Linked DNA regions of Homo sapiens: region 2 is linked to region 1. The links are chromatin contacts, found by Hi-C or POLR2A ChIA-PET in ENCODE. All regions are on one chromosome and are shown on one strand. Each heading gives the region's core, a stretch centred on a gene start or an enhancer-like site at or near the end of the contact. The rest is flanking DNA. Distances are from core to core; before and after follow the strand shown. Region 1 overlaps GNG7 (G protein subunit gamma 7). Region 2 holds the start of GNG7 (G protein subunit gamma 7).

Evidence for each region. Hi-C counts contacts between places; a loop is a spot of excess contacts on that map. ChIA-PET counts read pairs that join two places held with the same protein, here RNA polymerase II (POLR2A). Pooled maps may share reads with other maps.
Region 2: a loop to region 1 is called in a pooled map, with 2.5 times the contacts of the local background. The contact joins the promoter of GNG7 here to the enhancer-like site in region 1. A Hi-C loop is called at or near these places in 4 of 37 single-sample maps with no recorded cell type and 3 of 50 pooled maps. POLR2A ChIA-PET finds 5 or more read pairs at or near these places in 2 of 52 experiments (H1 and naive thymus-derived CD8-positive, alpha-beta T cell).

What each region holds. Positions count from the first base shown.
Region 1 is chr19:2,596,575-2,601,800 of GRCh38, reverse strand. All of the region lies in intron 2 of GNG7 (G protein subunit gamma 7), which reads left to right. Among named protein-coding and RNA genes, the nearest start is that of MIR7850, 32 kb to the left of the region's middle. Within about 2 kb of position 2,265, at least 33 of the 41 ENCODE cell types and tissues checked have a DNase peak (open chromatin) inside an H3K27ac peak, as active enhancers do.
Region 2 is chr19:2,700,579-2,705,804 of GRCh38, reverse strand. It overlaps GNG7 (G protein subunit gamma 7), which reads left to right and starts at 3,111. Exons shown (of 5, transcript NM_052847.3): 1 at 3,111-3,159. RefSeq lists a silencer at 2,826-3,215.

The sequences.
Region 1 (5,226 bases), core at 1,016-3,515:
CTAGTAGCTGGGACTACAGGCTCACACCACCATGCCCGGCTAATTTTTTTATAAAGACAGGGTCTCGCCATGTTGCTCAGGCTGGTCTCGAACTCCTGGGCTCAAGGGATCCTCCTGCCCCGGCCTCCCAACGTGCTTGGGATTACAGACGTGAGCCACCATGCCCGGCCTTCACTGCCTTTCTTTTCCTCAATAAAAATCTGACATCGGGGGATTGCATTGCTCTGTTACCCTTTCTTCAGGCACCTCTCTTTTCCTGCTGCCAAACAGTGGAGACAGGAAGCCAAAAAAAATTGCCCAGTCCTTGTTCCTGGGGAGCTCATTGTAGAGCAGGGGAGACAGACACGTATATTGCAAGCATGTACATGTATCTGCAATAGGCACGAGCCGCGCCGTGGCAGGACTGAGTCCACATGGCTGGGGAAACACACTGCCTGGTAACTGGAGGCTGGTCAGATAGTGGTTGAGCTGAATTGAGGAGTTACCTACTCTAGGGTTTACCTACTTGTGCCCCATGGTTTTTAGGGACAACAGGCATCCCAGCTGTACCCCGGGCCATCTGGATGGAACTAGAATGGATGCAAAGAACACAGCTTTGGAGTCAAGCAAACCTTCCTTAGTTCTATTTTTTACATAAGTAATAATTTGTTTTTGGAGATGGTGGCGGGGGGGAGGTCTCTCCTTGTCACCCAGGCTGGAGTGTAGTGGCGTGATCCTAGCTCACTGCAGCCTCAAACTCCCGGGCTCAAGCGATCCTACCACTTCAGCCTCCCAAGTAGCTGGGAGCACAGGCACACACCACCACAACTGCTTTATGTTTCTCTTTTTTATTCTCCTTCAGCCGTACTTTTCAGCTTTGAGGACTTGAGCAGGTTTATTACCATCTTGGATCGCATTTTCTCTTCTGTGAAGTAGAGAGAATACCTGTGTATTGGAGTTCTCAAAGTGTGGTCCAGGGACACCCAGGGGTTGGTCTCTGAGACCCTTTTGGTGGGGGACCACTAGGTCAAAACTGCTAAGATAGAAGCCAGGCACTGTGGCTCACACCTGTAATCCCAGCGCTTTGAGAGGTCAAGGTGGGTGGATCACCTGAGCTCAGGAGTTCGAGACCAGCCTGGCCAACATGGTGAAACCCTGTCTCTACTAAAAATTAAAAAAAAAAATTAGCCAGGTGTGGTGGTGGCGCCTGTAATCCCAGCTACTTGGGAGGCTGAGGCAGGAGAATCACTTGAACCCAGGAGGCGGAGGTTGAAGTGAGCTGAGATTGCGCCACTGCACTCCAGCCTGGGTGACAGAGCGAGACTCCATCTCACAAAAAAAAAAAAAAAAAAATGCCAAGATACTCTGGGTCTCCTTCCTCCCAGTCTCTCCCACACAGATGGTGGAGTTTTCAGAGGTTGCATGACGTTTGATATCACAGTGGATTGAACTCAGAGGCTTATACAAGAATCCAGCTGTCTTCTATTAAGCCAGACATGAAAGAAATTTGCAAAAATGTAAAACAATGCCACTATTTCCCCTCAATGTTTTTTTTTTTTGAAAAATAGTTACTTTTCACTTAAACGTGTCATCCTCCTAATATAAAATATATGGTTTAAAAAAATATTTAATGGGATTATGTTAACTTGTAACAGGAGTATAGCTAAAATCTACATAAACACAAGCTGTTTAAGGGCCTTAATTTTTTATTACCATATTTATGTATATATTTTGGCATCATATTTATATATATTTATTTTATATGACAGCTTTATTGAGATTTTTACATGCCATAGAATTCACTTTTTAAAGTGTACAATTCAGTGGTTTTTAGAATATCCAGAGTTGTGTAACCATTACCACAATCTAATTTTTTTTTTTTTTTGAGATGGAGTCTTGCTCTGTTGCCCAGGCTGGAGTGCGGTGGCGCCATCTCAGCTCTCTGCAACCTCCACCTCCAGGGCTCAAGCGATTCTCCTGCCTCAGCCTCCTGAGTAGCTGGGATCACAGGCCAGCACCACCACCCCCGGCTAATTTTTGTATTTTTAGTAGAGACGGGGTTTCGCCGTATTGCCCAGGCTGGTCTCGAACTCCTGACCGCAGGTGATCCGCCTGCCTCGGTCTCCCAAAGTGCTGGGATTACAGGCGTGAGCCACCGCGCCCGGCCTAACCCCCGGTTTTCATGCACCGTCTTTGATGTTGCCTTTAGGCCGTGCCTGAACGCCGGTGTCACAAACCAAAGCCACAATAACTCAACAGCTTCATGAAATACCCAAACTCCCCCAGCTCCTGTGACATCAGGCAGGCGGAGTGACGCGGCTGCATGGCAGGGCTGCCCGAGGGCCCCCCTCCCAGGTCCGCACCTCCACCTCCTGGAAACCCACCCGGGTGGGCGGTGCTTTCTCCCGCCGAAGTCCTAGAAATGCTCTTCCCCACCAGCTGGGTTTATTTGGATTCATCCAGCCTCGGCTGGGAGGAGGAAGGGGTGGGCCCTCCTAGTATTTATTCTGCTGGAATGGAAACCTCAGATCTTCGAGATACTCAAGCAGACAGACAGACATCTACCAAGTCAGCGAGGGGAAAGTGCGGTGTTTTCGGAGGTCAGCCCGGGACAGCAAAGCAGGCAGGCTGGGGCTCTGATCAGTTCAAAAAGCACCACGTGGTGTCTGCGGCGGAGCAACCAGCGGCACGCCCCCACCCCAGGCGTCCCTCCCACAAGCAAATAGCACAGCCCGGTGACATTGGCTTTTTCCAGCCGAGCGCGGGGCACCCGCTTCGCCTCGTGCCCGCCTCTCCCCCTCTTCATCATGGGCCCTCGGTGGAACTGTATGCTAGAAACTTCACTTTCCAATTTTGGAGATGCTTCTAGAAACTAGACTTCTTTCCAGCTTGAGGTGAGCTGGAAGTTAGATCAGTTTCCATTTCTTTCAACTGAAAACGTGATTACAGAAGTCAGTGTTTCATAAGCTTTCTTTTTCCGTGATCACCTTCTTTTGAGACATCCTTTTCCTAGTGGCTCCTTAGAAAGAATAACGGTGGCAAGAGATTTAAATGCACCCGATGTCTGATTCTTTTGACGGAAGATGCCCAAGTAGCATTATTATTATTATTATTATTATTATTATTATTATTATTATTATTATTTTATTACTTTTCATTTTTTTTGAGACGGAGTCTCGCTCTGTCGCTCAGGCTGGAGTGCAGTGGCGCGATCTCAGCTCACTGCAAGCTCTGCCTCCTGGGTTCACACCATTCTCCTGCCTCAGCCTCCCGAGTAGCTGGGACTACAGGCGCCCGCCACCACACCCAGCTAATTTTTTGTATTTTTAGTAGAGATGGGGTTTCACCGTGTTAGCCAGGATGGTCTCGATCTCCTGACCTCGTGATCCGCCCGCCTCGGCCTCCCAAAGTGCTGGGAGTACAGGCGTGAGCCACCACGCCCGGCCAATTCTGTATTTTCAGTAGAGATGTGGTTTCACCATGTTGGCCAGGCTGGTCTCGAACTCCTGACCTCAGGTGATCCGCCCACCTTGGCCTCCCAAAGTGCTGGGATTAACAGATATGAGCCACCGCGCCCGGCCGCCCACTAGTTTTGATTGTGAGTTCTTTTGGTCCTTGGTTTTCGTAAGCGTTGCTTCCTCCTCTGTAGTAGAGTAACAAGCATGCAGCGTAGAGTCGCCGTGAGAGCTGGATTCGGTCGTTGATGGACAGAGCCGAGTGGAGAGCCTGAGATGACTCAGTGCCACACAGGTGCTGCTCACACAGTTGTCCTGGTCATTGTCGTCTAACCACTGAAACTCCCTAGACTTTTCCTACACATGCACACTCACATAGATACGTACAGCAATATGGAGCGCATTGTACATTGGCAGTCCTGAGCTGCTTTTTACCTTTCTAAATTTAATTTCTTTTTTTTTTTTTTTTTTGAAACAGAGTCTCACTCTGTTGCCCAGGCTGGAGTGCAGTGGCGCAATCTCGGCTCACTGCAAGCTCTGCCTCCTGGGTTCACGCCATTCTCCTGCCTCAGCCTCCCGAGTAGCTGGCACTACAGGCGCCCGCCACCACGCCTGGCTAATTTTTTGTATTTTTAGTAGAGACGGGGTTTCACCGTGTTAGCCAGGATGGTCTCGATCTGCTGACCTCGTGATCCACCCACCTCGGCCTCCCAAAGTGCTGGGATTACAGGTGTGAGCCACCACACTCGGCCTTATTATTATTATTTTTGAGAAGGAGTTTTGCTCTTGTCACCCAGGCTGGAGTGCAGTGGCGTGATCTCGGCTCACTGCAACCTCCACCTCCTGGGTTCAAGCGATTCTCCTGCCTCAGCCTCCTGAGTAGCTAAGATTACAGGTGCCCGCCACCACGCCCAGCTAATTTTTGTATTTTTAGTAGACACGGGGTTTCACCATGTTGGCCAGGCTGGTCTCAAACTCCTGACCTTAGGTGATCCGCCTGCCTCGGCCTCCCACAGTGTTAGGATTACAGGCGTGAGCCACTGTGACTGGCCCCAAGTAGCATTATTATATAATGGAGTTTTTGTTTGTTTTTATCTTAGAGACAGGATCTTCTTTCTCTGTCACTCAAGCTGGAGTGCAGTAACGCCATCTCAGCTCCCTGCAGCAGCTTCCAACTCCCAGGCTCAAGCAATCCTCCCGCCTCAGTCACCAAAGCTGGGATAACAGGTGCACACCACCATGCCTGGATAATTTTTAAATTTTTATTCTTTCTAGAGATTGGGTCTTGCTATGTTGTCCAGGATGATCTTGAACTCCTGGCCTCAAGTGATCTTCCCACCTCAGCCTCCAAAAGTGCTGGGATTGCAGGTGTGAGCCACCGAGCCCAGCCTATACCTGTGAAATTTCAATATCATAGATAGACTGTGTATCTGTTTATGTTCTGTTTTCTGGGCTTAATCCATAAAAAAAGTAAAATTTGTTTTCATCTCCCCAAGAATTGATGTTCACCCTGTTGAGAATATATTTGTAAAGAAGTCTCGTACTGCAGGAGTGAGAATGGAGACATCTTCATCACAAATCTCACTCCCCAGAATTAACCACTGTTAACAGTGTGGGGTGGATGGGAACTGATCATCAGTGCAGAACGTGAAAGGAGAACAACTGGGTCGATATTTGCCCACTTTTTTTTTTGGGGGGGGGACAGGGTCTCACTTTGTCACCCAGGCTGGAGTGCAGTGGCATAATCATGGCTCACTACAGCCTCAACCTCTTGGACTCAAGCGATCCTCCC
Region 2 (5,226 bases), core at 1,862-4,361, 100 kb before region 1:
GTTGATGGGAAAATATATGTGAAAATATGTCTATTGGGACATGCCACCTTTTCCATTTGTCTTAGGCTCCAACATGGTTTCACATGACACTTTTTCAAAATTGTTACAAATACTTGTATCTATGTATGGGGTACATGTGGTATTTGTTATATGCATAAAATATATAATGATCATGTTTGGGTATTTGGGGTGTTCATAACTTAGACTATTTCTCATTTCTATATGTTGGGAACAATTCAAGGACTCTCTTCTAGCTTTTTTTTTTTTTTGAGACAGAACTTCGCTCTTGTTGCCCAGGCTGGAGTGCAATGGCACGACCTCGGCTCACCACAACCTCTGCCTCCTGGGTTCAAGCCATTCTCCTGCCTCAGCCTCCCGAGTAGCTGGGATTACAGGCATGTGCCACCACACCCGGCTAATTTTGTATTTTCAGTAGAGACGGGGTTTCTCCATGTTGGTCAGGCTGGTCTCAAACTCCTGACCTCAGGTGATCCACCCGCCTTGGCCTCCCAAAGTGCTGGGATTACAGGCGTGAGCCACTGTGTCCGGGTGGGCGCCTGTAATCCCAGCACTTTGGGAGGCCGAGATGGGCAGATCACGAGGTCCGGAGATCGAGCCCATTCTGGCTAACACGGTGAAACCCCGTCTGTACTAAAAAATAAGCTTGGCGTGGTGGGACGTTCCTGTAGTCCCAGCTACTCAGGAGGCTGAGGCAGGAGAATCGCTTGAACCCGGGAGGCGGAGGTTGTGGTGAGCTGACGTCACGTCATTGCATGCCAGCCTGGGCAACAAGAGCGAAATTCCATCTCACACACACAAAAAAGAAAATAATAATAATAATAATAATTAAATAGAGATGAAGCCTCGCTATGTTGCCCAAGCTGGTCTCGAACTCCTGCCCTCAAGGGATTCTCCTACCTTGGCTTCCCAAAGTGTTTGGATTAGAGGCGTAAGCCACCATTATTCTAACTATTTTGAAATGTACAATACATTGTTGCTAACTACAGTCACCCTATTCTGCTATCAAACATTAGAATTTATTCTAATACTATATTTGATAGCAGAATACATCCTATTCTGCTATCAAACATTAGAATGTATTCCTTCTGTCTAACTGAATGTTTGTACTCATAACTCACCTCTTTTCATTTCCCCCCCACTCAACCTACACAACTTTCCAGCCTCTGGTATTGATCATTCTACTCTCTACCTCCATGAGATCAACTCTCTGGTTCCCACGTATCAGTGACAACATGCCCTATTTGTCTTCCTGTGTCTGGCTTATTTCACTTTTTCACTTAATATAATGACCTCCAGTCCCATCCATTTTGCTGCAAATGACAGGGTTTTATTCTTTGTTATGGCCGAATCATATTGCATTGTGTATTTAACACTTTTTTTTTTTTTTTTTGAGACAGAGTCTCACTCTATCGCCCAGGCTGGAGTGCAGTGGTGTGATCAAAGCTCACTGCAGCCTCAACCTCCTAAGCTCAAGCGATCCTCCTGCTTTCGCCTCCGAAGTAGCTGGGACTACTGGTGTGCGCCGCCAGGCCTGGCTAATATTTTAATTTTTTTGTAGAGTTGCGGTCTCAGTATGTTGCCAGGCTGGTCTTGAACTCCTGGGCTCAAGCGATCCTCCCGCTTCAGCCTCCCAAAGTGCTGGGAATACAGTCGTGAGCCACCGTGCCCTTCCCAAGCTCTATCTAGACAGTCATTCCTCTTGGGGGATGCCAGCTGGGGAGAGCCTGGAGGAGGGCAAGCAGGGAGATGGAGGTTTCTCTGTGCCCTGCAGGGCAGGCCACTGGAGTCCAGAGGATGAGCAGGGAGGTTCTTGCAGGGATGACAGGAACCCTGGGGAAGTTTATCTTGGATTTTGGCCAGCAGCTCCAATCCCAGGGCTCAGGTGGGGCGGCAAGGACACACAGTGTCAGCGCCTGATGAAATCCCTGAGGTCACAGAATATGGTGGCTCCATCTTCCTTCCAGGGCTGTGTACTGCTTTTGGAGACATACAAAGTGTTTTCCAATATTCCCAAGGGAGCTTGTGGAAAATGAAGATTCCAGGCCTGTAATCCAAGCATTTTGGGAGGCAGAGGCAGGAGAATCACTTGAGCCCAGGAGTTCAAGACCAGTTTGGGCAACATAGCAAGACCCCATCTCTAACAAAAAAAAATTAGCCAGGGCCAGGCACGGTGGCTCACGCCTGTAATCCCAGCACTATGGGAGGCCAAGAAAGGTGGATCACCTGAGGTCAGGAGTTGGAGACCAGCCTGGCCAAAACGGTGAAACCCTGTCTCTACTAATAATACAAAAATTAGCTGGATGTGGTGGTGCGTGCCTGTGGCCCCAGCTACCCGGAAGGCTGAGGTGGAAGGACTGCTTGAGCCTGGGACTTCAAAGCTGCAGTGAGCTATGACTGCACCACTGCAGTCCAGCCACGGCAATTGAGTGATACCCTGTCTCAAAAACAAAACGAAAACTAAACAAAACACAGATTTCAGGGTCCAGTTCCCTATAGGATTCTGGTTCATTCCATCTGTGTTGGGGCTCAGGAATTTGTGGATCCAGGGCCATGAGTTAGGAAACTGAGAAATCTTGGAAATGATGAGACAGGCTTGGGCAAATGACCTTAGGTTTCACCTTTCTGAGACCCAGTTTCCACCTCTGTAAAATGTGGATAGTAATCTCGCCTTCTGGCCTTATGCGGAGGGTCCCACGAGAGGGAGCCTATAAAGTCTTCAAGAAAGCGGTGCAGCAGTTATGATCACTGACATTCTTCCCCAGCAAATGAGCCCCCGGAGCTGGCATGCAGGATTCGAACCAGCTCACCTAGCGCGGGATTCGAACTCGCGAAACTACTCGCGCCTTCCTGACGTCACGAAGTCACCCTGGAAAGCCGCTCTTCGCCCCGCCCCCGGCCCCGCCCGCGCCCGGAGCCCCGCCCCACTCTCCTGGGCGCAGCCTACCCCGCTGCCTGCCCCGCGCCCCGCCCCCGCTCCGGCCTCCCGCAGCCGGGGCTCGCGATTGGCCTTGCCGGGACGCCAGGGCCCGCCCCCCGAGTGTCGGCCCCGCCCCCGCAGAGGGGAGCGAGCGCTCGCGGGCCGGGGCGGAGGGTTCGGCTGCGCGGCGGGGCTGAGGCGGCCGCGGGGCCCGAGCGCAGGTAAGGGCGCCCGCGAACCGGGCCAGGGGAAGTGAGGGCGCGGCCGGCGTCCCGGAGAGGGGACTGGGACAGCTCGGATTCGGCTGCGGACCGAGTTGGGGGTCGGAGTCGGCTGAGGAGGGGGGCTGGGTCTGGGGACCCGGGCTGCAACTGGAGGCTGGGGTTGGAATTGGGGACGGGGCTGCGCTTAGGGGGTCGAAGTTAGCTGGGGAGGGGCTGGGGTTGGGGATTGGGACTGCACTTGGGGCTCAGGGCTAGCTGGGGAGGGGGCGGGAGTTGCAGGTCGAGGTTAGCTGGGGACGGGGCAGGGGGTGCAGATCGAGGTTAGCTGGGGAAGGATTGGGTCTGGGCATTGGGACTCCACTTAGAAATCAGGGCCAGCTGGGGAGGAGGCTGGAGTTGCAGGTCCAGGTTAGCTGGGGAGGGGGCTGGAGGTGGGATTGGAGGTCTGAGTTAGCTGAGGAGGGGGCTGGGGGTGAGACTGGAGGTCTGAGTTATCTGGGGAGGGGACTGGAGTTGCAGGTCGAGGTTAGCTGGGGAGGGAGCTTGGAGCGGGATTGGAGGTCTGAGTTGGCTGGGGAGGGGTCTGGAATTGCAGGTCCAGGTTAGCTAGGAAGGGGCTGGTGGTGGAATTGGAGGTCTTGAGTTTGCTGGGGAGGGGGCTAGAGTCGCAGGTCGAGGTTAGCTGCCGAGGGGGCTTGGAGTGGGATTGGAGGTCCAAGCTAGCTGGGGAGGGGGCTGGAATTGTAGGTCGAGGTTAGCTGGGGAGGGGGCTGGAAGTGGAATTGGAAATCTGAGTTAGCTGGGGAGGACGCTGGGGATGGTGTTGGGGGTTGAGGTTAATTGGAGCGGGGAACAGGGGTTGAGTCAAGGGTGCAGCTTCTTTGAAGAGGGAGCTGGGAGTGGGGTTGAGGTTTGCAGGGAGCTGGAGAGGGGGCTGGGGATGGAGTTTGAAGTGGGGTTCATTGGAGAGGGGGCTGCAGAGGGAATTAGATGTTGAGGTTGTCTGGGGAGAGGACTGAGGAATGGGGTTGGTGAAGATGGGGGGGTGTGATTGACGGCCCAGGGGTTAGGGTTAGCTGAAAAGGGGCAGAAGGACAAAGCTGGGGTGAGCCAGGGAGTGGCTGGAGCATACAGGTGGGGGTCAGGCTTGTTCCAGAAAGGGTCTGGGGGCTATCAGGGGAAATGGGGAGCTTGTGAGTGTGTGGGGTGGAAGGGGGTTCAGGGAGAAGGAAGTTGGGGTGAGTTAGTGAGAAGGGAGGTGGGGGTAAGGTCCCAGGCTGGAGACACCTGGGGGCAGGTGTTTTGCTAGACATTGACTAATCAGGAGGAAAACGGGGTGTGGGGAGGTGTCTCAGGTAGGATCCAGTTAAAAGGAATTTGGAGAGGACTCACCCCTCTACTTTTGGGGGAGATGTTAATTGTTTGCTCTAGAACTGGGCACGGGGCAGAACCCCCTGGGGAACAGTGAGTTGAAGGAGACGGGAGTTCGGAATACTTTTTGAGGTTTATTTCTAGGATATAGGGTGCCAAGGAGAACGCTTCAGGAAGGAGAAAGGCTCCTGTCGGTGACTGAATTTTTCAGGAACTAAAGTGGGAGTTTTTGGGACGGTGCTATTGAGCGACGTGGGTGGCACTTTATTTTTCCTGGGGAGCGGGGGTTGCTAGGGGTTGGGAGGTGGGCGGTGGAAGACAGGCTTGATGAACAGAGGCAGCGGATCCCCAGCTAAGCGTCTTCACACGGTTGCTAGGTGTCAGCGAGGCAAATGCCAAGTTCACAAACTTGTTCCCGTCGTGGGATGCTGCGATCTTGCCTTGATGGAGTGTCGGGGGCCTCTGGGAGGTGCGCCTGTGTGTGTTCCGACCCAGCCTCTCGCTGCGGATTTGGCTGTATCATCTTTTGGAGGTGTTGTTTACTCCCCTGCAAAGCGGGAATAATAAAAACAGTAGCATGTGCCTCTCAGGGTCGAATTACGGGATGTATGCATGGACTATTTCCTAGCATATAGTGAGGGTACCTGAAGCATGGAGAATAATGGACTCAATCCAGTTTTTTTCTTTGGTGGG